Regions from separate parts of the Mus musculus genome. Here regions 1, 2, 3, 4, 5 and 6 are each linked to region 7. The links are chromatin loops, found by intact Hi-C in ENCODE. Cell type or tissue: heart. All regions are shown on one strand.

Region 1 (4,000 bases), 130 kb before region 7:
TAAGTCGAGGCCAGCCTGGAATAACGGGGGCCCTGTCTCAAAAACAGAAGAGCAACAACGATATGCATGCCTGAAAAGCCAAATCTTTAAAAATTAGCTAGAGTCACACTTTCCTAGGTACTTCTTTCAACAGTTTTGCCACAGACATTAGAATGAAGTTGGAAATGCAGACAGTTGGGCTCCCAGATACCCTGAATCAACTTTTATATTTGACTTTTGTTTTTTTTAAGTTTATAAAAACTTTTTTTTTTTTAGAATTTTTATGTGTGTGAGTGTTTTGCCTGCATATAGGTCTGTGTACCACACTCGAGCATGGTGTCAGAGGAGGTGAGAAGCCTCATGCAGCTGCTAGGCATTGAACCCCAGTCCTTTGTGAGAATATTAAGTACTCTTACACACCAAGCCAACTCTCCAGCCCTGCTTTTGGGGTGTTCAACAACAAAGATAAGTAGAAACCAAATACGCACCCAGAGAAAAATCACATATATACAAAAAGCCAGAAATTTGAGAGGCAATGTGTGTGTGTGTGTGTGTGTGTGTGTGTGTGTGTAGTGGCGAGGAATAACATAGGAGGAATTGGAGAAGGGAATGGGGGAGAATATGTAATTATATTTAGATTAATTTTATTTTTTAGTATAGAATAGAGTTTATTCAGGGCATGGGGAGGGGAGTTAAGAGGGTAGCAGAGGCAGGGAAAGGCAGAGAGAGAGAAAGAGAGAGTAGAGAACTAGAGGCTGGCCATGAGCACATGGAGAGAGGGGGAAGGGAATCTAGATTAAAAATTTAAATGGGGGGGGCAATAAAGTGGTTATAGTCACAGGAGCATATCAAATTGATTGTCTTGGCCATGGGTGTGTGTGTGTGTGTGTGTGTGTGTGTGTAATAATTTTCACAAACTTGCCATCTCAGAGAAACTCTAGGAGGAAGAAAGGATTCCAAACAGGCAAATTCTGGCTACAGCTGAGGAGAGCTCGCACAGGAAAGAACTGCCTGTAATGGAATGAAAAGAAGCCAGGGCTTTGCTGTCTTGGGAAAGAGGGAAACCAGTGTAAGGGAAAATGTGCTACCTTCTGGAGAGAGGACAGCCCTCGGCTCCATGACAGCTGTCCCAGGTTGCCTTAGCAAAGCCTTCCTCAAGCAGATATTCACTGAGGCCCCTTCGGCAACTTTCCAACATGGTTTTACTTAAATACACACACACACATGCATTTACTTCGTGTGTGTGTGTGTGTGTGTGTGTGTGTGTGTGTGTGTGTATACATGTTTGCCTGTGTAGAGAGATCTGTGTAGAGAGAAGTATGTGCCGGGGACTGAACCTGCATCCTTTGCTAGAGCATTAAGCACTGTTAACCACTGAGCACTCGCTTCTGCCCCTGTGCCTCGTGGTGCAATAGGTAAAATGAGAACTTTTTTCTTTCTTTTTTAAATGGAAGTGTAGTTCTCTGCCTTTATTGATAACCCAAGATCCTTTTCTAATTTGTGTGGTAACCAGTATTGGTGTGAACATCCAAAAGCCAAAGGAGTTATTGTCAGCTTCGGCCCTGTGAGGTGTCCAATAGGAATAGGACAAGGTATAATTCTGTCTTTATCAAAAACTAGGGGACATACCCAGGCCTGTGGTTTACTTTGCCACCTAGCCTCTGTGACATGTAGATTGCAGTTATAGCAGCTACAGCAATGCTGGCAGCTAAAAACACAGAAGGGGCTCCGAAAGAGATCTCGGGAGCAAAACACAAGCTGGTCTTCTATAGAAACAAAAAAGAAAAAGGAATTTCGGTGGGGGTAGGGGGGGGGTGGGGGGTGGGGGGTGGGGGGTGAGGGGGTGGCAAGAGAACAAATTAAAGACGGGCAAGAAACGCGGGAGCACGTGAAAGATGCTAACAGAGGCAGCCGGGAGAGGAACCGCAAGCGCTCAGTCATCTGCGGAAGCGACCGCGGACAGTCCCGGTCACGTTGCTGGAGCAGCCATTTAGGGACAGCCTGACAGCGCGGCGCCGCGCGGCACAGGGACTGTTCGGCTGTGACGCATGCTCTCCGCCCGCCCGACCCCCCCCCCCCCCCACGGCACCACCAGGCTTCTGTAACTTATAAAATGGCGGCGTCCACATGTATACGTCCTTCCCGGGATTAGCCAGGCAGCTAGAGGATGACTTAATAAGGAGAGTGGAGAAACTGGCCAATTAATGAACATGCCCTGGTGAGTGCCGGGTCTCGCGCTGTCAGAGAGATGGCCGCCGTAGCGGTCACCACGCCGACCCGCCGCAGCGGTCACCACTCCGACCGCATGGTCTGCCGAGCGGGACGAGTAGTCGGCGGCTGGCACTCCGGATTTCTCCCCTATTCCGCCCACAATAGATGAGTGATCAGTGCCCACATCACCGGACCTCCACGGATGAACCTGTCAGGCTGGGGAGGCTCATTCCTAGGAGAGATCGTGTTTTGAGGTTTCCTTTTGTTTTCCTTTGTCTAATTGGGGTTTGACGGATAGTGAGTGTCTCCAAAATGGAGTGTTTATTCTAGCTCCCCAGAGGCCTCGAAAAACGGCCTCAGTTCTTTCTCATCAACACTTAGTAGTTGATAAAACTAGCTTATTGGTAACATTAATTATGGTATAATAACGCTTTTTGCCCTATGCCCTTTTTATGTACTCCAAATGAGGACCAGAGTATGTTACTAAATTTGTGGTCTGGGAGCATCTGTTATAATAGGGCCTTATAGGGTGATCTGTGTTCTTTTGTTAGATGCTTACTTGGTCAAAAAGACATTTCAGTACCTTAGCTAGGCATTGCTGAATAAAGTATGAATTGTTGCAACCATTTGGAAGCATTGATGTAGCTATATTTAGAAAAATAAAAATATATATGGAGTACCAAGTTCCAATATCTGGAACTCAGTAGTCTGACTTTCACGGCTCAATCCTTCAGAAAGAGAAGCATCAGTATATAAATAAGGATACCTAAAAGAGGATGTCTATGCAGCTCTTTTCTTGTGGCAAGTGATAAGAAACAACCTGTGTATCCATTAATAGGAGGATGTTTTAAAAGTCTGTATATTTTGGCTCTTTGGTGTAAAAGATGATATGATAGCTTGTTACATTAAAAACAAGTTGTAGGATAATATGATCTCATTTTTTTCATATATGTATGAGGGTGACAAAGGAATGTTTGCTATTTTTAAAACATTTCGGCAGCTTTATATATTATGACCTATTTAACACAAATGCAAACACAGAGAATAAAATGAAACCCTAATATTAGAGTTGACGTTTTGCCATATTTCTCCACAGTTGCGGCTCACTCTTTTGTCATCCCGTAGATTAAGCATCATTTTTAGTTTAGTAATTGTGCTTATTTCCCCCTTTCCCCCCAGTATTGGTTGTGGAACCTAGGACACTGTGGTGCTAGACAGTCACACTACCACTGAACTATATCTAGATCTGTTCCCACTTTAAGATTTGCTTCTAATTGTGTGTGTAGGAATGTGCACATGAGTACAGTTATGGAAGCCAGAAGAAGCCATAGAATCCTGTGGAACTCGAGTTACAGGCGGTCGTAAGCCCACTTTTTGAGCCCCTTAATGAAGTCTTCTGTAGTTGAGGCTGTCCACGACCCTCACTACCCATTTCTAGCTGCCAAGCTTTGGGATTACAAGCTTGTACCACCATGCCCAGCTTGTCTCTCTTACTTTATGTGTAATAACCCAGGCTGGTCTTGATTTTTCTGCCTCTGCCTCCCAAATAGCTAGGATTATAAGCTCAGCTTCTCCACTTAATTTTTTTGTGACATGAGGATCTAACATGGCTGGTATCTTGCATGGGAGTTCTCAATATTTTGTAACTCAAGTCCCAGGTGGTCCAAATCCTCTTCTGACCTCCTTGGGTACCAGACACGTGATGCACAAACACAAAATGAAATAAATCTCATTTAAAATTTTAATAAATAAAAACAAAACTAAAAGTAATAATTTCTATTTGCATAGGATCTTACTAAGACCAGAATAG
Region 2 (4,000 bases), 310 kb after region 7:
AATGGAGTGCCAAATGAAAACATCTGCAACACAACTCCTGAAACTAAGTGGTAGGTCCAAAGGAAACTCCATTTCCCCAAACTCCAAACCACAGCCCAAATACCCAGAAATGGGTTCAATCTAGACTATAGGAGGATTTCTGGTGGTTATATAGAAGCCAACATTCCTCACAACTCATGAAACTGATTCTTATTTGCTAAAAGGAGTAATTTCCCTTACCTTTGGCAGAAGGGACAAATGGTACCTATCACCATATCAAGGCTCATGCTGGCCTCCAGGCTCCTGCAGCATCACAAGTACCTGCTACATATTTCAGAGTCTAGCCCTTCTCATCTCCTGCATACCCTAAACTCCTTCCAGCTCATAGGCTTCTCTCCTGCCAGATACTCATTCTCCTTATATCCCAGCTATTCTTGCTATTTTTATCTTTCTTCTCTGCTCCTGCTTTTCTCACTATGTTGTCTCCATTATCCACCCCCTGCTATTCTCCCCTCTCTCGTGGATAACCATGTCCATGTCCAGTTTGCTGGCCCTGTTCAGTCTACTTTATCTCTCTGCTCTAGACTCCTCCAGATGTCCCCTGGCTGTACTCTTCCTCATATCTACAATAAAAACATTCCCTCAACCATACCTTGGAGTGGCCATCTCCTCAACTTATACATCTGAGAGCTACAATAATAACCTTTTTGGCAAGCTATGCCCACTGAAGAAATACTAACAAGAATGCTATAGAGGTATCCAACTACTTTCTGAGTAAATTTAATACCTGCTACATGAGAGAGATCCCATACCTAACTGTTGATGAGGCTAAGAACATGTATTTATATAGGTCAAGAGTCCTAAGGGGAGCTGGAGAGATGGCTCAGTGGTTAAGAGCACTGACTCTTCTTCCTGAGTTCCTGAGTTCAATTTCCAGCAACCACATGGTAGTTCACAACCATCTGCAATGAGATCTGTGCCCTCTTCCGGTGTGTCTGAAGACAGCTACAGTCTACTCATATACATAAAATAAATAAAATGTTTAAAATGTTTTTAAAAGTTTTAAAAATTAAAAAATGAGTCCTAAGGGGAAACTTACTAGTATTATTCTGGTAAGTGAGCATAGCATGAAAATGGCTTCTAATGGATCAGAGGATCTCTCATCTCCCATCAATAAGCCTCTTCTTGTAGCAGATAGCAATAAACACAGAAACCCACAACCGGTCGACATGCAGAGAATAAAAGACTTACAAGTGCTCATTAAATAGGATTTCTACATTACACCTATCCCCTTGAGGCTCAGGGATCATTGAAGAGGAAGGATGCAAAGATGGTAAGAACCAAATGTGGTAGATGACTTTGGGGGGGGGCTGGACAGAACAAAGCAGATATATGTATTAACCCACAGAGATTGTGATAGTATACAGAAGTTCAAGCCAGAAAAATATCCTAGCTTAGAGATGGAGGGGGGAGTTGGCCTGAAGTCTTACTCGTAGATGAAAAACTATTGGTATTTGATAACTGCTGGGGAGAGAATCTGCTTTATTTAATGCTGGGACTTCCAGTAGTTCAACTATACTTCATGGCAGCCTCTACACCCAACAGTAGTTGGCCAAAATGAACATGACTCCAGGGTTTTTAGGAGAGAGAACATGAAGGTGAATAGGTAGGGAACATAAAGGGAGGTAGGGGTGGATCTAGGAGGAGTCTGTCTTAGGAGTATATTACCTACTTCTTTAAATTGTACTTCATGCCAGGAAAAATGATGTACGTCTTTAATCCCAGCACTCTCTGGATATATAGGCAAGGATCTCTGAGTTTGAGGCTAGCTTGGTCTACAGAATGAGTTCCAGGACAGGAAGAGCTACACAGAGGAACTCTGTTTTGAAAATATAAGGAATTTAAATTAAATGTTGAATCCTAAAATGAATCCCTCTTAAAGGTTTTATACAACTAGTGACACTGTCTGAAATGTACTTGTTAATATTAAATGCAATACTGTATAGTTTCTATTCTATAGTATAGAAAATCTAAATTATCTGAAAATCATTTCAAAAACTGCAGTTATAAATTTAAGAAGACACTGATTCTATAAAAGATATATATATAATTGCACAAAAAATTCTTTTGCTCTAGTTATTCTCAATAAATAATAGAGGAATAGGCAAAAAGAGACTACCCAGCTCTTTTGGTTTCTTAGCTAGGCAAGCCTGCCCCCTAGAGGTACAGTAAATAAAAGCCAGAGTAAGAATTTCCTGCTAGTGAGAAGCTTGTTTAATTTTTTATTGTGATAATAGATTCCTTGATCTGAGAATGTCCTCAGTGCTGACAGGAAAAGATCACCCGAATCATATTACACTAAAAGAACAAATAACCGTGCTGTTGTGCACACGAATCACATGAACCAACTTCCTTAGGAAAGCAAAGAACCCTGGGAAGAGAAATCAAAAGCCTAGGGCACTAGGTCTTAATCCAGCAGCCCTGCAGCCATCCTCTGGACGCTTCCACCTGGACATAGAAAAGGATAGCTAAGGGAGGGGCAGTGCTTTTTCCATAGTGTCATTCGGCGGCGTTTGTGTCAGATATGTCTTCTAACCCCAATTTGCTATTCAGCAGTTCCTGAAGTTGGAGCACTCTAGTCCCATTCATGTTTAAGGCACTCCAAACACCTCGTTTCAGAATAAACTCTGTTTTTAAACTTTTTTAAAAGAGTTATTTATTTATTTTATGTATATGAGTACACTGTAGCTGTACAGGTGGTTGTGAACCTTCATGTGGTTGTTAGCAATTGAATTTTAGGACCTCCGCTCACTCAGTTCCTGCTCCCTCCGGCCCAAAGATTATTTATTATTATACATAAGTACACTGTAGCTGTCTTCAGACACACCAGAAGAGGGCGTCAGATCTCATTACAGATGGTTGTGAGCCACCATGTGGTTGCTGGGATTTGACCCCAGGACCTTTGGAAGAGCAGTCAGTGCTCTTACCTACTGAGCCATCTCACCAGCCCCAGAATAAACTCTTACCTCTTCTCCCTGACCTGTGAAACCTCACAAACTGCCACCCCCCCTTTAGATTTTATTGATTTTCCTCTTCAGTCCACTCCCCTTTCTTCCTTCCAATTAGAGAGTCAAGCTCATTCCCAGAGGCATAGATGTCTTGTCTCCTTGGATTCGGTTAGATATCAACTTATGTCAGTTCAAAAAAGGACCCATTTCAGTCACAATAATATCACATTTTATTTTCCTTACCTCACTGTCTGAGTTTGTACTTACAATTGTATTATCTCACTTGCTGCAGTAGAAATGCCTTATATTGAAGGCAAAGGCCTCTGTTTGGTTGTTTTGTTTGTTTTGTTTTTCACCATATTACTCTCTGCACCAGTGACAGTTCTGGGAACTTACATTCCAAATATTTGTTTGTTTTTGAGACAAAGTCTCATGAAGTTGATTATATAACCAAAGATGACCTTGAACCCTTCTTGATCCTCTTGACTCCAGTGTTTCAAATGCCGAGATTATAGGTGCATACCACCATGCTTAGATCTCAAATGTTTTTTTCAAGATCAATAATTTCAGGGAGACATGTTGCTTAACCTTTAATTTTATTTTACTGATAGAGTACAAATATTCAATTGCCTCCATATTATTATGAGTGTTTTTTAAATGGCTGCGAAAAGACCCAATAGCTAACACACAAGTATGTGATACATTTCAGGACATGGCTCATTTACCAACCAAGCCCCATCTCTCTGGCTCCCTTTCTCAATCAAGGCCACTCAGGAAGTTCTCCTTCAATAGTAGTAAGATGACTCTGTCTTGAGGTGGTGAATGGAAAGAGTATCTGCTTTACATCATAGAATGTTCTCTATAGAACTCTTGTGGGTAGATATTCAAGTCATCTCCAAAGGCGTCAGCTGGGAATCCCATCACTCAGGTTTCCAGGATCAAAACTTACATGTTTCTGTTGATTTATTAAGAGGGAGTCTTTACTATGTAGCCTTAGACTGCCCTAAATTTGC
Region 3 (4,000 bases), 220 kb after region 7:
TAACTTTTCTCATGCAGTGTTATCAACTGGGGACCAAGAATTTAAACATGTGAGCATATGAGGGTTGTACTCACTCAATCTACTACACTTAAAAAAACTCAAAGAAAAATAAACATGCAATAAAAAAAAACTCAATAACTCAGAAAATTTATGGGAAACCTAACAAGTAAAATGGATCAAGTAAAAGACAGATTATCAGGACTTGAAGATAAAGTAGAGGACTTGAATTGTTCAATCAAAGATTATGAAAAAATGTAAAACACATGAAAGAAATATGCAGGAACTTTGAGACAGTATAAAAATTCAATCCACAAATTATAGGCATAAAAGAATCACAGGTTGAAGACACAGATCAGATTTTCAGCGTGATAGTGGAAGAAAACTTCCCCAAATTAAGGACAGACATCTCTGTGCTGGGTAGTTTTATGTCAACCTCATACAAGCTAAAATCATATGAGAGGAGTTAACTTGAATTAAGGAAAACACCTACATAAGATCAGGCTGTAAGAAAGCCTGTAGAGCATTTTCTTGATGTTGGAGGGCCCAGCCCATTGAAGGTGGTGCCATCCCTGGCTGGTGGTCCTGGGTTCTATAAGAAAGCAGGCTGAGCAAGTTATGGAATGCAAACCAGTAAGCATCCTCCTCCATGGCCTCTGCATCAGCTCCTGCCTCCAGGTTCCTGCCTGTTTGGGTTCTTGTCCTGATTTTCTTTGATGTGGGAGCATAAGTTATATAAGCCCTTTCTTTTCCAAGTTGTTTTGGTCATGGTTTTTCATCACAGCAATAACAACTCAAAGATACTATTCATGATATGATACAAGACAGATACAAGAAGCACATCGGACACCAATTAGACAGGACCCAAAATGAAGCTTCCCATGGTGTACTATATTTAAAATGCTGAATATACAGAACAAGGAGAGAACATTGAAAACTGCAAAAGAAAAATTACAAGTCACACACAAAGGAAAAGCCATCAGCATAACAGCTGACTTCTCCATGGACACTTAAAGCCTGAAGGACCTGAAGCAATGTACTCCAATTTCTAAAAGACCCTAGATGCCAACCTAGACTATTGTACTCCATAAATCTACCGGCCATAGTTGAAGAAGAAAGAAAAACTTTCCATCATACAAATAGTCCTGAGAATTCATGTCCATCAAACCAGCAAGACAGAGAGTACTAGAAGTATGTTTCAGACTAAAGAGGGGAGTAATAATAGTGAAGAGGCAACAGAAAGAAAACAAACAAAACTATAATTACCAGACTATACATTGAGACTAAGTACAAAAGCAGCAAAAACAAGAGGGCAATCAACATCCTCCTTTAAAACAACAACATTAACTATTAATGTCCTTAACTTTTTAATCAAAAGACACAGGTTGGGGGCTGGAGAGATAGATAGCTCAACAGTCAAGAGCACTTATGGCTCTTAGACACAATGTGTGCTGCTTGGCATTGTGGAGATGGCTCAACTAGACAAGGTTCTGGGGAAATCACCACACTGGGCTGGTACATGATCTAAGGTTGCAGTTTTAATGTAAAGAAAACATCTACATCCTAAATACATCCTCCATATAGCATTTAAACATTCAAAAGTTTCCCCCTAGATTGTTTCCAAGGTCCCCTAGGGGCAATAGTCAAGGCTTTATATCAAAACTAGTAGATCTTGCTAGCTGTGGTTGCTATATTTATAACACTAGCACTCAGAAGACTGAGGCAAGATGGTCAGGAGCTTAAGTCTAACCTGGGCTACAAAGTGCTATAGTATGACCCTGACCCAGCTCTCCCCTAGAAAACAACCCCTGAATTTATTGAGTATTCTTTTGGCCTGAGAAGTAACTGGATGATTCTGTTTACATCAGTCAATTTGAAGATCTGCCTGTTCTTCTGTAGCCCACTCCAGGCTCCAAGATAAGGTTATAAAGAAAAATTAAGAAACTTCCACTCAAAGTCAGTCTTAAAGATGTGCTTGAGGGTAATAGTCTCCAGCATCTAGCTGCCACCTGGTGGTCATGGATATGGATAGAGTGTTCTTTTTTTCATGGCTTGCCATCCATGCAGGGCTTCCAGTTTCAAAGTAACCGTGTTTCTCACCAAGTCTAAGAGAGTGTGGATTGGTGGAAGGTTGGAGGCATAAGGGGAAAGAAGTCGATGAAGCTAATAAGTTTTTGCTGTATTTTAATTTATTTTTTATTGAAAATAGATTCTCCTCCATTATTATACATCCTAATCACAGATTCCCCTAGCTCCACTCCGCCCAGCTCCCCCAACCTCCCCTTTCTCCCAGACTCACCCCCCTCCAGTTTTCCTTCAGAAAAGAGCAGATCTCCAATAAACAAGCAATCAAGCCACCGATGTATGAGCTTAGCCGAGTATCATTAGGAATCATTTCATTGTTTTTGTTGTTGCTGCTGTTTGTTTGTTTGTTTGTTTGTTTGCCAGTCATAACTGGTTCTACCCTAGGTTTCTGGGCTATTCACTCTCCTATTCCTGGCCATCCTGGTAGAGTCTGGCATGGGCTCTTTCTTGAGGCTTTTTCATCAAGTTAAATCAGACATCAGTTGGCCACTCTCACAAGTTCTGCATCACCATTGCCCCAGCACATCTTGCAGGCAGGACAGAATTTTGTGGCTGGGTTGGTGTCCAGGTTTCTCTTTCTGTAGCCTGCAGAGTACCTGCACTTGCCAAAGAAACTAGAACATAGGGGTTGAAGGATCTGTGCAGGCAGCAGCTTGACGACTCTAAGTTCAATGAGCTGTGTGGATGTTGTCCTCAGCAATCCTGTCCCCACCCCATCCCACCCCCACCTCCATCCGCACCCCTGCTGTCAGTTTTCAGAGAGCAACTTAGTATCAGGCCAGGTTGTTTAGGTATCTCTATGGGTGCCCCCAGGCCAGTAACTAAACAAAATGCAGCCCAGTCCCGCCACTGGAAGCCATGCCTGGCTACAAAAGATGATCAGTTTAGATTCCATATTCCCCCATTACTAGAAGTTCTCACTAGGGTCATCCCTATAGGTTCCAAGAGATTTGACTGAACTAGCCTTTCCACATCAACCTCCCCCACCCAGCCAATGCTCCCAGTTCCAGCTGTCCCTCCATGAAGAAAATAAATGTTGCTTTATGATAAGTCAGTATTGTGCTGTTTTCAAACACCTGTTCACCATGTGGCGGTGCCCTAAATCATCACTGACACAAGTTGTTCTTGCCTGAGCAATTCAAACCTTACTGTCAAAAAATTACAGTATGGGCCTCAACCTGTCTGCAGGCTCCCTCAAGAACTGGCACAAAGGCTTTTCTTTGTTTTGTGTGACTCAGAATATTCACAGACCTTGAGTGTCCTTGAGGGAGAGGCTGTTCTTAACAGTAGTTAAAGACTGCTGTATCCTTGGGAATAATGATAGGACAGCAGAGAAGATTCAAAACAACAATAAAAGACAGATGTAAAATGTCCATAAAAGAAGTTGGGGCAGTAGATATGTATAGAAATGATTTTGAAAATCTCTTATGCAATCAGAGAAGCAATACAGCTACATACACGCATAGAATAGGACACATTCTTAGATGCTCTAAGAACATCCAAACTTTTCACCTTGGGTTAGCTTATAGGTTCTACATACATAGGATGTGAAAGCTAAGGCAGAGTTATAAATCAATTACAATACAAAGTTCATATGTGAAGATTAAAAAAGTGTTGTCTTCTACCTCTTAGCTTTTTTCTTGACAACAAATCTAAATCCATGTTTGAATAATACTGTACTACTTTGTGGTACGTGTTAAGTACCTCATTAAAATGATTTCTGAGTCCTTTTTCAGGATCTATTATCATTTACATTGTTTTTTAAAGATTTATTTATTATTATATCTAAGTACACTGTAGCTGTCTTCAGACACACCAGAAGAGTGTGCCAGATCTAATTATGGATGGTTATGAGCCACCATGTAGTTGCTGGGATTTGAACTCTTAACTGCTGAGCCATCTCTCCAGCTCCCTATCA
Region 4 (4,000 bases), 200 kb after region 7:
ATCCAGTGTTAACAACTCTGGCTAAATCTGCCTCATCTGCTCAACTTAAACCTCAACCTTACCTCTACTTAGGGTTTGAAGAGTGAGCTAGGGCTAGCAACCTATCCAGTCTTGCTCCTATTTCCCATTGTAAGGGTCATCTGTTGTCCCAAGAAACCATACTTGGTATTTATATCCCACAAAATGGTCTGGCTGCCTCCTGTCCTATCTGATGCCTTTTCTGGGCTGGAGAGATGCTTAATTTCCTGTGACTTCTACAAAAGTCTAAGCTTTCTTCTTTCCTGTTCTCCCCACCCCGCCCCTGCCTACCCCCAGCCTAGACCTCAGTTATTTGTTTCACTCTCAAAAACCCTTTGCCATCAGTCCTCCCAGACCTAGCTCCTAGGGAGACTTGGCTTCCCTTAAATGGGCTGAAGAAATGACACAAACTATATACCTGGAAACGTACCAGAACCTCAAAGCCACAGGATTCACAAAGATTGTATATTACCTGTTCTAGGACAGCCCAAACTCTACTTTCTCCCTATCTGTTCCTTGACCTGTGCCAGAGAGCCCTGTTTGGAATTGTCTTGTAGACATCGAAATTACCTTTCTCTGGGACTTTCACTACTTCAGAACCTTAGACCAAATAAGCTATTACATATACCTTCATGGCTAGACAGTGTTAGGTCTAACAACAACAATAACAACAACAACAACAACAACAACAACAACACTTGGGTTTCAGAGTTCCTCCAAATACAAATTAATAAATTGTCAGGAATGAATGCCATGTAAGACATCATATTAATAGAAATAAACAATGTACCAACTTCCTTAAGTGTCCTCCCAGACTCGTTATTGGGCAAATGCTGGCTCATAAAGACAGTAGCAAAATACTAAGTTTTTCCCTGTTTCATATTCCAGGGCTGTGACATAGGTGGCCACAAAACTCTGAATAGACTGAAGAAATTGAATGCAGGCAAAGATGTTTGGAAATATCAAGATCTAAATTGTGACTTGGGCAAAGCATGGTGGCACAAATGCTTATAATCCTAGCACTGGAGAATTTGAAGCAGGAGGACAATCACAAGCAGAAAGCTATTGTGGGCTACTCAGCAAGTTCTAGGTCACCCAAGGCTACATGGCAAGAGCCTGCCCGATAGTCAATAAACAGTACCTTCAGAAATCCGAGGGTCTCAAGAAAGGTAATTCTGAGGATGAAATGTTTCTGTAAAATATTTGCAAGAATGTAGTAGGGTGTTACTGGCTTCCAAAATAAAAACAGAGGCATTCTGCAAAGGCTCACTATCAAAAACAACGTCAGTGAAACCATGATATACCACAACAAGGACCCACGCCAAAGTATTCTCAGACCCTTGGGACATACCAAATTCCTTTCTGTCTCTTCCTGACCAATACTCTCCAGAGTTTAAGCCGGTAACTCCAGCCCCTCAGTGGACCTAGTCTGTGTTGGCATACACACTAGCTAGCCACACCTCTGCAAAGACCACAGCACTACCGCCCCCTCCAGCTGCACTGTGAGGTACTGACCGGAAAGTCCCTGCCAGCCCTCCCCCTGAGTCTCCTATGATCACCTACTTTGAAGTCTGCTCCCCAGCAGTGAACCTCTTCCTGGTAAAATAGTGGTTTTTCCAAGTTTTATTGCACGCTCCTAAGGCCCCAGCGCTAGGCCTGATCACATCACATAAATACAGGGGCCTAAATTCAGCTCAGCCTCGACTACTTCCCTTTAAATTTTCGCCTAAACTTTGCCACTGACCCTGAAGGCCACTGGCCTGCCTTAAACCACAAGGCAACTCTCAGCAGGTGCTCCCCCAACCCCCAAGTAACCAAGGCAACATCCTGAGGGCCTAGCCTGGCTGCTTTCCCAAGAGCCCCTAATCTGCATCAAAGCAGGAAAAAGGTGGTCCCAAGGAGTATAGAAGCAGCCTTCCACCCAGAAGTTGTCCCATGGGGTCCAGGGACCCCTCCACTACAGGACCGTGTAGTCTAGGTTGTTATGAAGTGCCATTTACAGCCGCTGAGTACACTCGAGATTTTCTCAAGTGGGCCCTGTATACTGCAGTGGTGCCAATGGGTCACAAGGACTGAGGCACAAGAGTCCCAAAGCCCCTTCTGCCAGACAGCCCAGCAAAGCTGCAAACAACACACCTCCTTGATTGAGGGAGGGCATGTCTAAAAGTAATCCACAGTGGGCATCCCAGAATTCAAGGTTTCGATTTCATTTGATCGTCCAAAAGGACCCTCTTTTGGTGGTTAGCAAGAGAGGACCCCCAGAACTCCAAGGGAACACTATGTTTTACACTTTTTTCCCAAGTAGGGAACTTGAGTAGATGGTGTGCACACTTCCAGCTATCCTAACAGCTCAGGGAGGGAGCCAGATTTTCATGAAAGGATATCTCAAGCTCCCGGCTAAGTCCAGAAACCTCTCAACAGAACAGCTGAGGGATTTCTGCAGAGCGAACAGCCTGAGTTTCCGGAGGTCACTGGAGGGTCTCCGTGCTAGGGAGTCTGCACACAACCACGTGCCTGTAAGGTGAGGGCTATGTCTCCAACCCTGCCAAGTCTTAGGGATGCCCGAGTCAGTCCCAAGCCAAAGCTGGAATGATGGGTCAACATTTTAACTTCAGGGAGAAAGAAGCCCCCATCCGATAACAGAGGTGTGGGGCCCTAGAAACCGCGCAGCTGAGGTGCGGACTGAGGTGCGGACTGAGTTGCAGGACCCATTCTGTATCCAGTCTTCCTGCCTCCTTTGAGGCTGGCTTCCAGTGCACATTGAGCCGCTTGCTCCCCGGGAACGGCAGGCGATCGAACGGCCTGACTGGGCCGTACCCACAGCAGGCAGAGACGCGCGCACCCCCCCTCCCCACTACACTCCTCCCTTTCTCTCCGGCGACACACACGCCTGCCATGTGTTGACTCTGAGCGAAGAGTCATCAGGATTCCTGAAAGTGGGTTTTGACAGAAAACCGCTCTGATCCCCAAAAGGAGCAGGGGCTGCTGCGGGGACCCGTTGTTCGGTGTTTATCTCTGAGCCCTTTCAACCTTCCTACTGTCCTGTCTACATGACTTCGCTTCCCGCTCCCGCCCCCAAATCCTCCAAATATTTTCCCCAGCACACACGGGCAAAGTACTTTAAACAATCTAAAAGGTGAGTCTGGATTTGTCCCAGGGCAAAAAGTTCATTGCTCGCCTGTAAGCAATGAATGCTCCAGTTTTCACCTCCCGGGACCACTTCAGCCTAGGTCTCCATTGCTCAGGCTGCCTATAGCCCTGCAACCCATGCCCTAGCAAGAAGGAGTGAGAAAGGCGATTCGAAAGGGCGCTTTAGACCAACAGGTATGGGGATGACGGTGGGGGCGGACGCCCTTGTCCACAATGCCAGGTGGGGCACGTGGGCCACTCACCTGCTTGGAACTCCACTTGGCGATTTTTCTCTTTTTCCTCCTCTAGTAGCATGGAGTAGAGGATACCAACAGAGTTATGGATGCCGAAGATGGAGCCGTTGCACCAGGTGGCTGCAAACACCACTATCCAGCCGAAGCCACCTTCGGGAGGCTGAAAGCCACGCGCGGTGCCTCGGGTTTCCACAGTGGGCGTGGGCTCGGGTTCTTGCACTGGCTCAGCCTCAAAGCCCAGCTCCGGCAGGGGTGCAGGATCGGGTAGGGGCTGGGGCTCGGGCTCAGGCTGAGGCTCGGGCGGGGGCACTGGCACCGGCTCGGGGTCAGGCTCCGGTTCGGGCTCCGGCTCTGGCTCCGGCTCGGGCACAGGACTACACACCGGCTCCTGATATTCCTGGTTTGCCTCCTGACAGGGCCCCTCAGCTTCCTCGCTCGCCGGGCTTGGCAGCGCCATCGCGGCTAGGGGACTGACTGTGGCTTGCCGGAGGAGCTGTTGTCTGGCTGGTACTTGTTTCTGCTGCTACTGCTCCTGCCGCTCCGAGCACTGCCGCCGCGGCTGCCTGAGACCCTGCCTCCTCCTCCTCCCAGCGCCCGAG
Region 5 (4,000 bases), 140 kb before region 7:
AGAAAAAAAAATAATAACAGCAGGTATCCGAGGCCCCGTTGGGCATGGGAAAAAAAGACTAAACGCAGGTATCCGAGGTCCCGATGGACCGAGAAAGGTTTTTTTGTTTTTTTTTTTTTTTTTACAAAAAGCAGGTATCCATGGCCCCGATGGGCTAAGGAGAAGAAAAAAAGAATAAAAGCAGGTATCCACAGCCCAGATGGGCAAGTTTAGAAAAAAAAATAATAAGAAAAAAAAAGAATGAAAAGGCAGGTAAGTATCCAAAACCCCGTTGGGCATGGAATGGCGGGGAGGACACACAGGTATCCGTGGCCCCGATGGGCAAGAATATATAAACAATGAAAGAAAGGTAAGTCCACCATACACACACAAGTATCAACCAAAAGGCACAACAAAGAAATATTCCTTAAAAATGAAAAATTGACTGAAAATATTACAAATATCAAAAAGTATGGAGGACATGTCAAAAAAAAAATCTTACCAGAACATATCAAAACGTCAAAAATCTCGTGGAATTTTGATATGTTTTCTTAAATAAGCCATAAGGCTTGGTGGTAGGGGAACTAAAAATGTTCCCCCAAAGCTCCTTAGATGGAGAGAAACCACGGAAGAACCGCACATCCACGGGAAACGAGCAAACATGGCTGGAGCAAGCCGTTGCACGCCTTTAACTGATCCGCGGCGCTGAAGGCGGAGAGACCAGAAGAGGAGTGGCCACAAAGATTGCAATTCTGACATCTTATTGGACCTTTAGGTCTAACTATATTATAAAAAAATTAAAATGAATAAAGATGGAGGTACGTAAGCTCAGTGACATGACGCGTGAATTTCATTATTTTGCGCGATAATGAAGGATTATCCTATTTTACAGCTAAAAACGTTTATGTAGAACTTCCACATAAACATTAAATAATGTACATTAGGTCACACACCTGTCTATGCAAAATTTCAATATATCTTCTACTTGGACAAACCATGTATCGCTCCGCGTCTTGGACACTAGAAGTTCTTCTGCATTAGTTGGCGACCTCAGATGAGGAGAGGAAAGGGTAGAAATGCCTCACAAAATGGCTCCTTGGTTCCTAAATTATCAGAGTATTAGTTGTGACCGATTTGGTGGGCTTACGCTCATAGTTTTGGGTCATTGGCATCTTAGTCTTTCTCTGGGAACCTGGTGACTCCATACCTTGGGACAAAAACGCACTGAAGTACGTTACTCGCTAGCAGTAATGAAAAATAATTCCTAAATGCCAAAGCAAAGCCTGAGGGAATAATAGCTCATTGGTATCTTACTCGCCCCAGAGACACTGCTAACTTAAAAGAACTGTCAAATTTTGTTAACTGTCAAACTATGAATATCCACATGAAAGAGATCAGACACCCTGGGTATTAGAAAATCAAAGGATATTGTTGTCTCGTTGATTCACGCTGACAAATAATTCACAGTCTGTTCTAAGTTCCCTTTAGGCGTCCCATGAATAATAAAGGACACAAAATTGGTTTGCTTATGGACGATCAAAGTGCCAGCAATTCACTAATCTTACTATTGAGGTGGTTCAGGTAGGGATGGAAAAATATCTGCTACAAAATAAACTGTTTCAACAAAAGAAAAACAAATTAACAAGTAAATAAATGATGCACACAGACTGAATAAACCAGCAGGTGGCAGCATGAATCTTTCCAAGGCATCTGAAGCCAAACTTGGAGTGCAAAAGGATTCCTATCTGAATTGAGAAGTAAAGGTTACTTTGTCTAACTTTAGTTGACAGAGCGATCAGGATCAGAGTAACAAGCACACCAAAAGCATCACCAGTGAGAAGTCACATAGGACATATTAGGGAAAAAAGACCCAAGGAAGGGCTCTTCACAGCTAAGAGCACCTGGCTCCACGATGGATATGGCTTTGTATAAACGAGAACTTCTAAATGAGCTGTACAAAGAGAATTTAGAACTTGCGAGGTACTGGTCACAGATTATGCAAGCCAGTGTATCATTTTTGTGGGGATGCTAGAGAGAATCATCAAATTAAAGAGTTAAATTTAGTCTCTGTGTTTTACTTAGTCCCAATTCTTGCAAACCTCATCATTCTTTCTCACACCGTGTACATCAAGGTATGTCAGGTTTCGGGGACACTTTTTAGTCTTATCACAAGAAAGCATGAAGGGATATGTGCTAAAACTCAGTTCCTGGGCTGGAGAGATAGCTCAGTGGTTAGGAGTGCTGACTGCTCTTCCAGAGGGCCTGAGTTCAATTCTCAACAACTTCGTAGTGGCTCACAGTCATCTGTAGTGGGATCCGATATCTAACCTCTTCTGATGTATCTGAACAGTGACCGACAGTGTACTCACATTAAATAAATATTTTTCTAAAAAACACCTCCATTCCTGTACACTTAACTAGGTAATTTATTGCATATTCTTTGTTTGTTTGTTTGTTTTGTTTTTCAAGGCAGGTTTTCTCTGTATAGCCCCAGATGTCCTGGAACTCACTCTGTAGACCAGGCTGGCCTCGAAGTTAGAAATCCACCTGCCTCCACCTCCCAAGTGCTGGGATTAAAGGTGTGTGCCACCACTGCCTGCCTCATTGCATATTCTTAACATTAAGATTAAAAATGCACCTGGGGTAAAATAGTAATCTTGAGGAATTCTCCATGCAAATTCAAAGAGGAGAAGAAGGAAGAACAAGATGATGATGATAATGGGTCAAGAAACAAGGACCCACTACAAAGCAGCAAGAAACAGAAATGGGAGTTAAGAAATGGTCTTCCAATGTGCAGAGAGTAAGAGACTTTAGAACACTTGGTCCTAGATGAGATGTCTTCATCAAGCCCTTTCTTTCAATGCTCAGGCATCTATGAAGATAAGGAGTCAGAAAGACTGCAGTAAATGACTCCAAGAAAACACCATCCAGACAAAACAGCGCAGTTTTCGTTTTGTTTTTAAGAAAATGAATATGGATTTGGATGAGTGGGGAAGAGTTGGAGGAAGGAAAAATGATCAAAATAAATCATGAAAAATGGTTTGTTTTTTTAAAGGAAGGGATGTTCAATGACACTACTGGCTCTGTGAACAGAGAGAAAGTTGGAGCCACAACTATAGGTAGATCAGGCATCCAGTCTCTCCAGGAAATCTATATTTTTTTCAATTCTAACGTATATTGGGAGAGGGGTTGATCTGGTATAAAATGGTTGAAGAAACACTCCCAAGTTCATGAATCAACATAATATTGTCTAAGTTGCATCAAAAACCCATCTATGGATTTAGCGCTATACTCAGCAAAATTCTAATGACATTCACATAAATAGTTTTTAAAAATAGGTGACATGGTAAGTAGCTTATGCCTGTGAATCCCAGCCCTTGGGAGTTACAAGGATGATCAGAAATAGCCACATAGAGAATTGGAGACCAGATTGAGCTACATGACAAAGCTTCAAATGAATGAACAGGTTGCACCACAGCGTCAACATGCTACTGCTCATAGGTAGGCTTGTAAATTAGTGGGATAGAATAGAGGACCTGGAGACAGCCATCCACTACTCAACAAAGGTACAAACACCACATGTAAGAGACATACAGTCACTTGGCCAAGTGATCCTTAGCATAGTGGTACTATCTCACCCTATACAGAAATCAATCTACCAAAGATCATGTAAGAACAATGACTCCTACAGCCTCAGACATTTTATCACTAAGCCATCAGGAGCGGGGAGGAGGTGGCACTACTTTAGAAGAATTAGGAAGGACATAAGTCACTAGGGAGTGGGCTTTGAGGTTTCAGAAGCCCAAGCCAGGGCCGGTGGTTGGCTTTCTTCCTACTACCTGTGGAACCAGATGTCAAACTCCAGTACTATGTCTTCTTGAATGCTGACATGCTCCCTACCATGAAGACAATAGACTTTAACCCTAGAAAATATTAGAAAGCCCCTTTACAATGCTATCTCTTAAAGTGTGGTCAACCAGGTGGACGTGGTGCATGTCTTTAGTCCCCAGACCTAAGAAGT
Region 6 (4,000 bases), 360 kb after region 7:
TGGTTATATATATCATAACCCAACCTAACTTAATGTTAGTATTAGTATATTTGGACAACCAAGGTCAGAAGGAACCAGGAGTTAGATAAAAGATTTCCTTTAAAGGCCAAGAGGCAATCTACCTTTTAATATTAGCTTGTTTAAAATAGGCTTTTCCTTATCAGACTAATAATTATTTTCAAGTTCTACGAGCCACTTTCAAGAACTTATTTGGCATACCACAGTAGCCTAAGGCAGAAATTAAAATAATAAAAATCATCAGGACATTTTAAGCTAAGAGATATTTGTGACCTTTTCAGCATGATTGTTTGCCCTTAAATAGTTATCTTAAAGGGTGCTTGGGTTGGTCCTTTTAGATCCTTAACCTGTATTTCAGAAACTGATTTGAGGAAAAGGTGGACCTGTAATTGTGCCTGCCTCCTAATTATAAAGAATCAAAGAAATGATTAGGACTACACTTCCTATTCTTTCTGTCTTCAATCATTCAAACGCACGGTGGCTAATTACAAGTCAAGAAATGTAAGCAACTTATTTCTAGGAAAAAAAAACATATATACAGTGGGGCCTGCCAGGAGCCCATGAGAATCTGATATAAAATCCCTTTCCCCTCCAAAAGAGGAAAAAAATGACCTAAATAACTAGTCTCCTAGGCCTCAGATGCCAAACGAACCTGTGGAATAAGTATGGTGAAACTGTCCAGGAAAAGAACGTGGCTGTCTCCTCCATCTTGAAATTAATCAGCAGAAGGGGGAAAGGGACTGAGTATTCAGGAAGCAGAAGCCCAACCGGTTAATACTAGTTACTAAGCTATGGCGTACGTGGCAGGTACCGCCCGCCCGCAGAAGCAGAGACCCTTAGGGGTTTTTTTCTGAGTGGGGGAGGGGTAGGGCTGCTGGCAGATCACACGGAAATTAACTTGAAAATAGTCTGGCTCAATTCCCACACTTACCAGGGAAAACAACCCGCAACGTCTTTTCCCTCCGTTTTTTTAATTTTTTTTTTCTTGTGAGGAGGAAAACCCTTCTAGTAAAATCTGGCCAAGGATACACTTAGGGCTAAAGGTGCAGGGAAGCAAACCACGTTTGTCTCCGATCCTCCCGGAAGACTGTCACCGTAGCCCCAGAGGTTAACAAACTGGTCATGCCCTACAGAAGCGTTCAAAATGAGGCTCTGCGAATCCTGTGAAAATCTGAAGGTTCAAGAGTTCCCAACATCCGAATTAAGAGCACCTCCACCCCACTTCCCCAAACCCTAGCCCGATACGCAACGCGGGGCGACGACGATGGGGGGTGGGGGGAACCTCTTAGTAAGAAGCACTGGAGCCATCCTCACGCCTGAGGCCCGGAGTCCAGGATCGCCTCCCCGGCGTTCGTTCTTAGCTCGGGAGGGCCGGGCCCCGACTCCACGGCCTGGGAGAGGAAGTCCTGCCCGACTCCTTCCCCTTCTTCCACGAGCGGGGCCGACACACGCCACCCAACTAAAATGGCAGCGGCGACTACGCCACGGAGCCCCCCACAGCCGGGAGCCCAGGTCCGGAGGCCGTAGTGGGTGTCTCGGCCGCGGCTGGCCAACTCGGGCCATTTTGAGGGCCGCGGCCCCTGCCTGCCTCCAGTCCGACATCCCATTTCTCGGGGTGCCCGTACCTTCACTTACACGGTGTTTCGGCCAGGAGGGAACTCAACTGGGCTCCGCCGCCGCCACTGGGACCTCCGCTGCGCTACTGTGCTGCCGCTGCCGCCGCGTTCTAACCCGCCTCTAAACCCGGGCAAGAGACCCGCCTCTAGAACAGCGCCAGCTCGGAGACGTAGCTCAATCAGCCATTATCTTCCCCATTGTTACCTAGCACTGACAGGAAATGACTGCCCACAACAGGAAGTGATGCTGCGCTCCCAGCTTCACAGGCCCCCGCCCAGACTGCTGGCCAGCCAATCCCAGTTGAGCCCTCGAAAAGGCCTGGTGGGCAGAGGAGGGGCCGGACAGACTACCCGCCCAGACGGGCGGCGGGTCGGGAAAAAAATGCTACTGGGACGCCCACCATGTGACAGGCCCCACCCTCCTTCGCCATTTTGAGTTGTAGCGAGAAATTCGCGTTCTGAGAATTGTGGGAACCTTCGCTTTCCCATTTTGAAAGCTGAAGGACGTCACAGTCGGGCCGCTTGAAGCCCTTCACAGAGAACAAGAATGTAGTATCGGTGTAACTGGCATTGATCCATACAGTCCAGACTAGTGTAGACGGCAGCCAACCTTTTATTCAACATGTATTTATCGAATGCCAACTGTAGCTCAAGCACAGCTGTAGATGTTGAGGAAGTTGAACCATAAATTAAGTTGAAATAGTCCAAGAATTCTCAGTCCTTAAGGGATTTGGTAATCTAGGGTGAACACACTTATAAAACAATTTGTTGCTAAATACTAGAGATTAAAAGTGAGGAAGTGGGTGGAGGCATAAAACGTGGGGACAAAAGTGAATTTGCAATGTTAAAAAGTGGTGGGGAAGGCCTCCTCGAGGCTCTAACTAGAGTACTTTAAAAGGGTGTGGCGATTTGTAAATGGATGGGAAAAAGTGATAGTGGGGGAATTCGAAAAGGGCGGTTAAGGAAGCGTCTATTGGATGCTAAAGCCTAAAGAAAGGACCAGAGGGAATGCGCCATACACCTTTCAGTTCCCATTGTTCAGTTAAAGGGAATAAGAACCCAACCGCCCCCACCCCGTTTTAAAGTACGTCTCTGTGTTCCCACCCTATTTTTCTGTTTTCTGATAAAAGAACAGGTAGACTAACTTTTTTACTGTTGTTCCAACGAACCTAACTTATTGCTACATCAGTTGCTTAAACTGGGCTGGAAGCTGGAAGCTGGTCGACGGTGGCTCGCCTTTAACGCCAGTACTCAGGAGGCAGAGGCAGGCAGATCTCTGTGTAAGTTTAAGGCCAGCCTGGTATACTGAGTGAGTTCTACGACAGCCAGGGCTACACAGAGAAACCCTGTCTCGAAAAACAAAAACAAAAAACAAAAAAAAGGCACACACATAAACTACACTATAATATTTTTCTTTTCATATTTTTTACATGGATCGTCTAGGCCTCACCTCACCTCCTAGAGAAACCCGTGACCACTCTATTTAACCTTCTCCATTACCTACGTAATTTTCTGTAAAGCACTTAGTTTATCTCACCGGTTAAGAACGCGGTAAAGAGCTGGAGAGATGAGTCAGCGGTTAAGCACACAGACTGTTTTTCCAGAGGCGCTGAGTTCAATTCTCAGCAACCACGTGGTGGCTCCCAACCGTCTGCCATGTGATCCGATGCTCTCATCTGCTGTGTCTGTAGACCGCGACAGTGTAATCACATACATAAAATAAATAAATCTTTAAAAAAAAAAAAAAAGAACACGCCGGGCAGTGGTGGCGCACGTCTTTAATCCCAGCACTTGGGAGGCAGAGGCAGGTGGATTTCTGAGTTCGAGCCTGGTCTACAGAGTGAGTTCCAGGACATCCAGGGCTACACAGAGAAACCCTGTCTCCAAAAACCAAAAACACACACACACACTAAAAACCCAAGAACTGGGGAAGCTGAGACAGGAGGGTTGCTGAGAGTTGGAGGCCAACTTGGGCTACATAATAAATTCCAGACCAGCCTGAGATTAAAGTGTGAGACTAAATTTTAAAATGGAGAGTCTGTCTATGAGACCCAGGCTGGCCTTGAATCTACAGTCAAGCTTCTACTTCCCAAGTATTCGTACTGGTATTTCAAACCTTCTTCACTCTTCCCTGCTCAAAGGTCATGTAACTTTTAAAAGACAATCTGGTAATGTGTGTCAAAAGCCCCAGTGTAGCTGGGCACCACAGTGTTTGCCTGTTATCAAAGTACCTAAGAGGATCAAGCAGGATTGTAACTCATTCAAGGCCAGTCTGGGCTACCTAGTGTGTTCCAGGCCAGCCTGGGCTAGAGTGAGACTCTGTCTTTAAAAAAAATACTAGACATTATATAGAATGTTTTAATTTA
Region 7 (4,000 bases):
ACCGAACCCCTCGCTATTTCGCAATCATAATTACCAGAACGTTCCGCGTCTCCCTCCCTCCCTCCCAGCCAAGCCACTGGCAACACGCACGCGCAGTTCTCGATACCTAGTGTTAAACGGCCAACATGCTCCCTCTTACGCATGCGCACTTTCATTCCCGCGCAGAGGCCTTCTGCTTGCAGTGAGCATGCGTGATTTCACCTTCTCTCCTCTCTGCCCCACCCTCGCCTAAGGGGCCACGATCTCCCGTGCCAGCAGAGTCCTACCCATCATGTCACGCTTTCTCAAGGGTACTTGAGCGCCACCACCTGGTGATATGGTTCCTCTTTTGGCATCCACGCAAAGCGCGCCTATCTTTACTATTCTCCCTTCTCGTGTATGATTATATATATAATATATATACGTATATGTGTATATATATATATTATATATATTATATATATAATCTCTGTGGCCACTGCGTTCTGCTACTCTGGTGAGATAACTCTGTGAAGAATATATATACATATATGCGCATATATATGTATATATATTCATGCCGGGTGCATCTGCACGTGTTTCTCGCCAAAGTTATGCCCCAGTGTCTAAACCATATCATTAACAACAATCCTTAACAGGATTAACTGTGATAAACTAAGTTACACATGGAATTAAAAAAACGTCGTAGGCGATAAAGCATATCCCAAACCCAGATGGAATCCGTCAGCAGCCTAAGGGAGAGGCTACTTGGTAGACGGATTCCTTAATACAGTTAAAAACCCTCCAACCTAAAACCACTGAATCAGAGTCCGGCGTGGTGATTTACGCCTGTAATCCCAGTTTAAGCAGGAGAACGGCCGCGAGTTCGAGGCCTGCTGCTGTCAGTCTCAAACTACATTCACTCACCCCCAAGGAAAACAAAAAGCGGATGAAGCCTAATCCTAAAGACTCATCCATTTGATTCACCCTTAACAAATGAAGAACTCGAAAGTTTTTTTTGTTTTGTTTTAAATAGATGTCAAACAAAACAGTGATGCTCAGGTGCCTTAAACCTGCTTAGAGAAGTCTAAAAATCTTTCATAATATTAAGTAATGCGCAACATCCTTTTGGAGGGCTGGGGATTCGTACTGGCCTCCAGTTCTCCCTCCCCTCAAAGGAGAAAATGCACAAATTAAGGATCTCCCTGACACAAGTTCCCTCCTCCGCCCTCCATGTTACATTTTCGTCCTTCGTCGTTCCTTTACCTCCTGCTGAAGCGAGTGTCGCAGTTAAAATTCTTACGGCAGGCAGTGCCTAGAGGGTGGAGGGAGCGGCGGCATAGAGAGCCGTGCCTGGGTGGCAGCAGCGATGACTTAACGGCGATGAACACCAGGTACGAAACCTGCTATACTTGCGGCCGCGGCGCGGATGCCACGAACCCACAGCCTCTCCAGGAGCGCTGCGCTGTGCTGCAACGCATGCGCCGCGCTCCTCCCTCTCCTCAGAGCGCCCCTCTACAACTTACAGCAGCCCACTGAGTCCAGTACTCAGGTCCCTAGCCCACACTTCTTTTCCTACCTCTGCTCATACCGGCGTCCACCACCCATCCTTTCCTCAGCCCCTTTTCTAATCAATAAGTCCCCATCCTTTTTAATTTACCATCACATCTCACTACTGTTATTATTCCCTTTCTGGCTCACCCTACAATTCTTGACCTTCTCTGCTTCTCTGGAGCTCTGCTAGGCCCCCTCATATTTCCTGATGTACCCAATATTCCAAGTGTTTCGAAAACAAACAAACTAACAAACCAACCAACCAACCACTGGCATGGTGATAAGTGCCTGTAATTCCAGCGATTTATAGACAACCTCACCTCCATGACAAATTCTAGGTCAGCTTGGACCACAAAAGATCCTGAAGGAAAAAAAAATAGCCTCCACCGATCCGGGGGGTTGGGGGAATGGAAATATACGTATGTAGATTTAATTGTGGGCCCAAGTTACAAAGCCTGAAGAAAAAGTCTTTTTCTAATACCTGGAACCAGAACTCTTGGGGCAGGCTATTTTCACTCTCAGCATGTTGTTTCCTGTGGAGAATCTTGAGTTTTAAGGGTCTCCTTAAGATCCACTCCCCCTTCTTATTCAGCCCTGGATCTTGAGAGATCATCCGACTGGCTCCTGCCTGTCTATCTATCATTGCATTGAATTGTGAATTTTCATGTAGAGCATCAAAGCACCAGAACCATACAAGTAAAAAAGAGTGGGGGAGGGGAGGAGGAAGACAAAGAAGAAAAAAGGAGGAGGAAGAAGGGAAGGAGGTCGAGGAGGAGGAGGAGGAGGAGAAAAGGAAAAGCAGTCCCATGCCTGCATCTGAAACAATATCATGAGCAGAATAGAAGTAGAAGGCAGGGCCATTGGATATATTGCGACACCTAATGGACATATAGGTAACATGCATAAAAAACCCCTCTGATGTTTCAGCTTTAGTAAGACATCCCCACTTTGACAATTCCCTCCCTGGTTTCTGAAAGAGCTTTTTCTTTGAGGGGGAAGGGAGTGTGATGGAAAAGCTCTTTTCAGCCCAATTTGAGCAATGAAAGAAGCCTTTAAGCTAAGTTTACCTGGAGTTCACTACAAAAGTGTTAGCTCACATCTCGAACAAAGTTGTACTCATGCAGAATTAACAGGCTGTACTTACAAGCTCCAAACTAGGTCTGGAGAGATGGCTCAGACGTCAAAAGCACTGACTGCTCTTCCAGAGGTCCTGAGTTCAATTCCCAGCAACCACTTGGTGACTCACAACCATCTGTAAAGGACTCTGATGCATTCTTCTGGTGTGTGTCTGAAGACAGTTCAGTGTACTTATATAAGTAAAAGTAAATAGATCTTTAAAAACAAAAAACAAAATAAAGTTCAAACAATTTTTCTTGTAAAACAAGCTTAGTTCCATCTGAAGATTCCATGTAAGAGAGTTTTTCTTGATTGCCACCAGGGGAAACAACATATTTGTTCATCTGACAAACTGTAAACATAAATAGAAATGTTAGAAATCATCTCTAAATTTCCAAGATATCTCTTTCCTAGAATTTAATTTCTCTGATATTTTTAATTATAAGAGATAGGAACAATTGTAGTTTAGGGTTTGAGGATGTGGCTCAGTTGGGAGAGTATTTTCCTGGACATAGCTCTGGCTTCAGATGCCCAGTACTACTTAAACACACCTGTAATGTCAGCATTCAAGAAATAGAGAGAATGATCAAATACAAGGTCATCTTCAGCTACATAGAAAGTTCAAGGCAAACCTGGGATATATAACACCCTGACCATAGAAAGACAGAGAAACAGAGACAGAGAGAGACAGAGAGAGAGAGAGAGACTGGAGAGATGGCTCAGCACTTAAGAGTACTGATTGCTCTTCCAGAGGTCCTGAGTTCAATTTCCAGCAACCACATGGTGGCTCACAACCCCATCTGTAATGAGATCTGACACCCTCTACTAGTGTGTCTGAAGACAGTTACAGTGTACTTATATATAATAGATAAATAAATCTAAGAAAGAAAGAAAAAGACAGACATAGACAGGAAGAAAGAAAGAAAGAAAGAAAGAAAGAAAGAAAGAAAGAAAGAAAGAAAGAAAGAAAGAAAGAAAGAAAGAAAGGAAGAAAGGAAGGAAGGAAGGAAGGAAGGAAGGAAGGAAGGAAGAAAGAAAGAAAGAAAGAAAGAAAGAAAGAAAGAAAGAAAGAAAGAAAGAAAGAAAGAAAGACAGACAGACACAAAAAACAGCTTTGGGGCAGGGGATATAGCACCTAAGTTCAGTGGTTTTGTGTTTGTGATCCTGTAATCCCAGCACTTGGGAAATGAGGCCGAAGGATCAATGATATTTTTTTTCTGAGACAGGGTTTCACTGTATAGCCCTGGCTGTCCTGGGACTCAGACTCACTCAGTAGACCAGGCTGGCCTCGAACTCAGAAATCTGCCTGCCTCTACCTACCAAGTGCTGGGATTAAAGGCATGCGCCATCACTGCCTGGCAGGATCAATGAT

Evidence for each region. Peaks named below come from ENCODE experiments on the same cell type or tissue, not always from the same donor. Only the 100,000 strongest peaks of a DNase experiment are listed, where the experiment ranks them.
Region 1: it touches region 7 in a loop (4-fold over the local background); 35 of 42 quality-filtered maps call a loop at or near these places.
Region 2: it touches region 7 in a loop (2.3-fold over the local background); 10 of 42 quality-filtered maps call a loop at or near these places.
Region 3: a loop joins it to region 7, with 4 times the contacts of the local background. A loop is called at or near these places in 8 of 42 quality-filtered maps.
Region 4: a loop joins it to region 7, with 6 times the contacts of the local background. A loop is called at or near these places in 2 of 42 quality-filtered maps.
Region 5: it touches region 7 in a loop (4-fold over the local background); 35 of 42 quality-filtered maps call a loop at or near these places.
Region 6: a loop joins it to region 7, with 4 times the contacts of the local background. A loop is called at or near these places in 8 of 42 quality-filtered maps.

Annotation. Positions count from the first base shown.
Region 1 is chrX:103,491,504-103,495,503 of GRCm38, forward strand. It overlaps Jpx (Jpx transcript, Xist activator (non-protein coding)), which reads left to right and starts at 2,055. Exons shown (of 3, transcript NR_015508.3): 1 at 2,055-2,197. In heart, no CTCF peak of the experiment used is centred here; a DNase peak (open chromatin) is centred at 1,978; H3K4me3 peaks cover 2,366 bases; H3K27ac peaks cover 3,087 bases.
Region 2 is chrX:103,935,336-103,939,335 of GRCm38, forward strand. No RefSeq gene overlaps it. Among named protein-coding and RNA genes, the nearest start is that of Rlim, 44 kb to the right of the region's middle. In heart, a CTCF peak has its summit at 2,196 (motif pointing left); no DNase peak of the experiment used is centred here.
Region 3 is chrX:103,843,452-103,847,451 of GRCm38, forward strand. No RefSeq gene overlaps it. Among named protein-coding and RNA genes, the nearest start is that of Slc16a2, 23 kb to the left of the region's middle. In heart, a CTCF peak has its summit at 2,001 (motif pointing left); no DNase peak of the experiment used is centred here; H3K27me3 peaks cover 1,188 bases.
Region 4 is chrX:103,817,945-103,821,944 of GRCm38, forward strand. Slc16a2 (solute carrier family 16 (monocarboxylic acid transporters), member 2) reads right to left here. Exons shown (of 6, transcript NM_009197.2): 1 at 3,411-4,000. The coding sequence starts at 3,858. Among named protein-coding and RNA genes, the nearest start is that of Slc16a2, 2.0 kb to the right of the region's middle. In heart, a CTCF peak has its summit at 1,502; a DNase peak (open chromatin) is centred at 2,527; H3K4me3 peaks cover 2,136 bases; H3K27ac peaks cover 790 bases; H3K27me3 peaks cover 3,761 bases.
Region 5 is chrX:103,482,577-103,486,576 of GRCm38, forward strand. Xist (inactive X specific transcripts) reads right to left here and starts at 657. Exons shown (of 8, transcript NR_001570.2): 1 at 1-657. It also overlaps Tsix and the pseudogene Gm14861. In heart, a CTCF peak has its summit at 1,651 (motif pointing right); no DNase peak of the experiment used is centred here; H3K4me3 peaks cover 1,008 bases; H3K27ac peaks cover 117 bases.
Region 6 is chrX:103,979,420-103,983,419 of GRCm38, forward strand. It overlaps Rlim (ring finger protein, LIM domain interacting), which reads right to left and starts at 1,866. Exons shown (of 5, transcript NM_011276.4): 1 at 1,644-1,866. In heart, no CTCF peak of the experiment used is centred here; a DNase peak (open chromatin) is centred at 1,942; H3K4me3 peaks cover 2,575 bases; H3K27ac peaks cover 2,296 bases; H3K27me3 peaks cover 477 bases.
Region 7 is chrX:103,622,323-103,626,322 of GRCm38, forward strand. It overlaps Ftx (Ftx transcript, Xist regulator (non-protein coding)), which reads right to left and starts at 1,432. Exons shown (of 11, transcript NR_028381.1): 1 at 1,225-1,432. In heart, CTCF peaks have their summits at 313 (motif pointing left), 515 and 2,395; DNase peaks (open chromatin) are centred at 169 and 1,409; H3K4me3 peaks cover 1,549 bases; H3K27ac peaks cover 1,209 bases.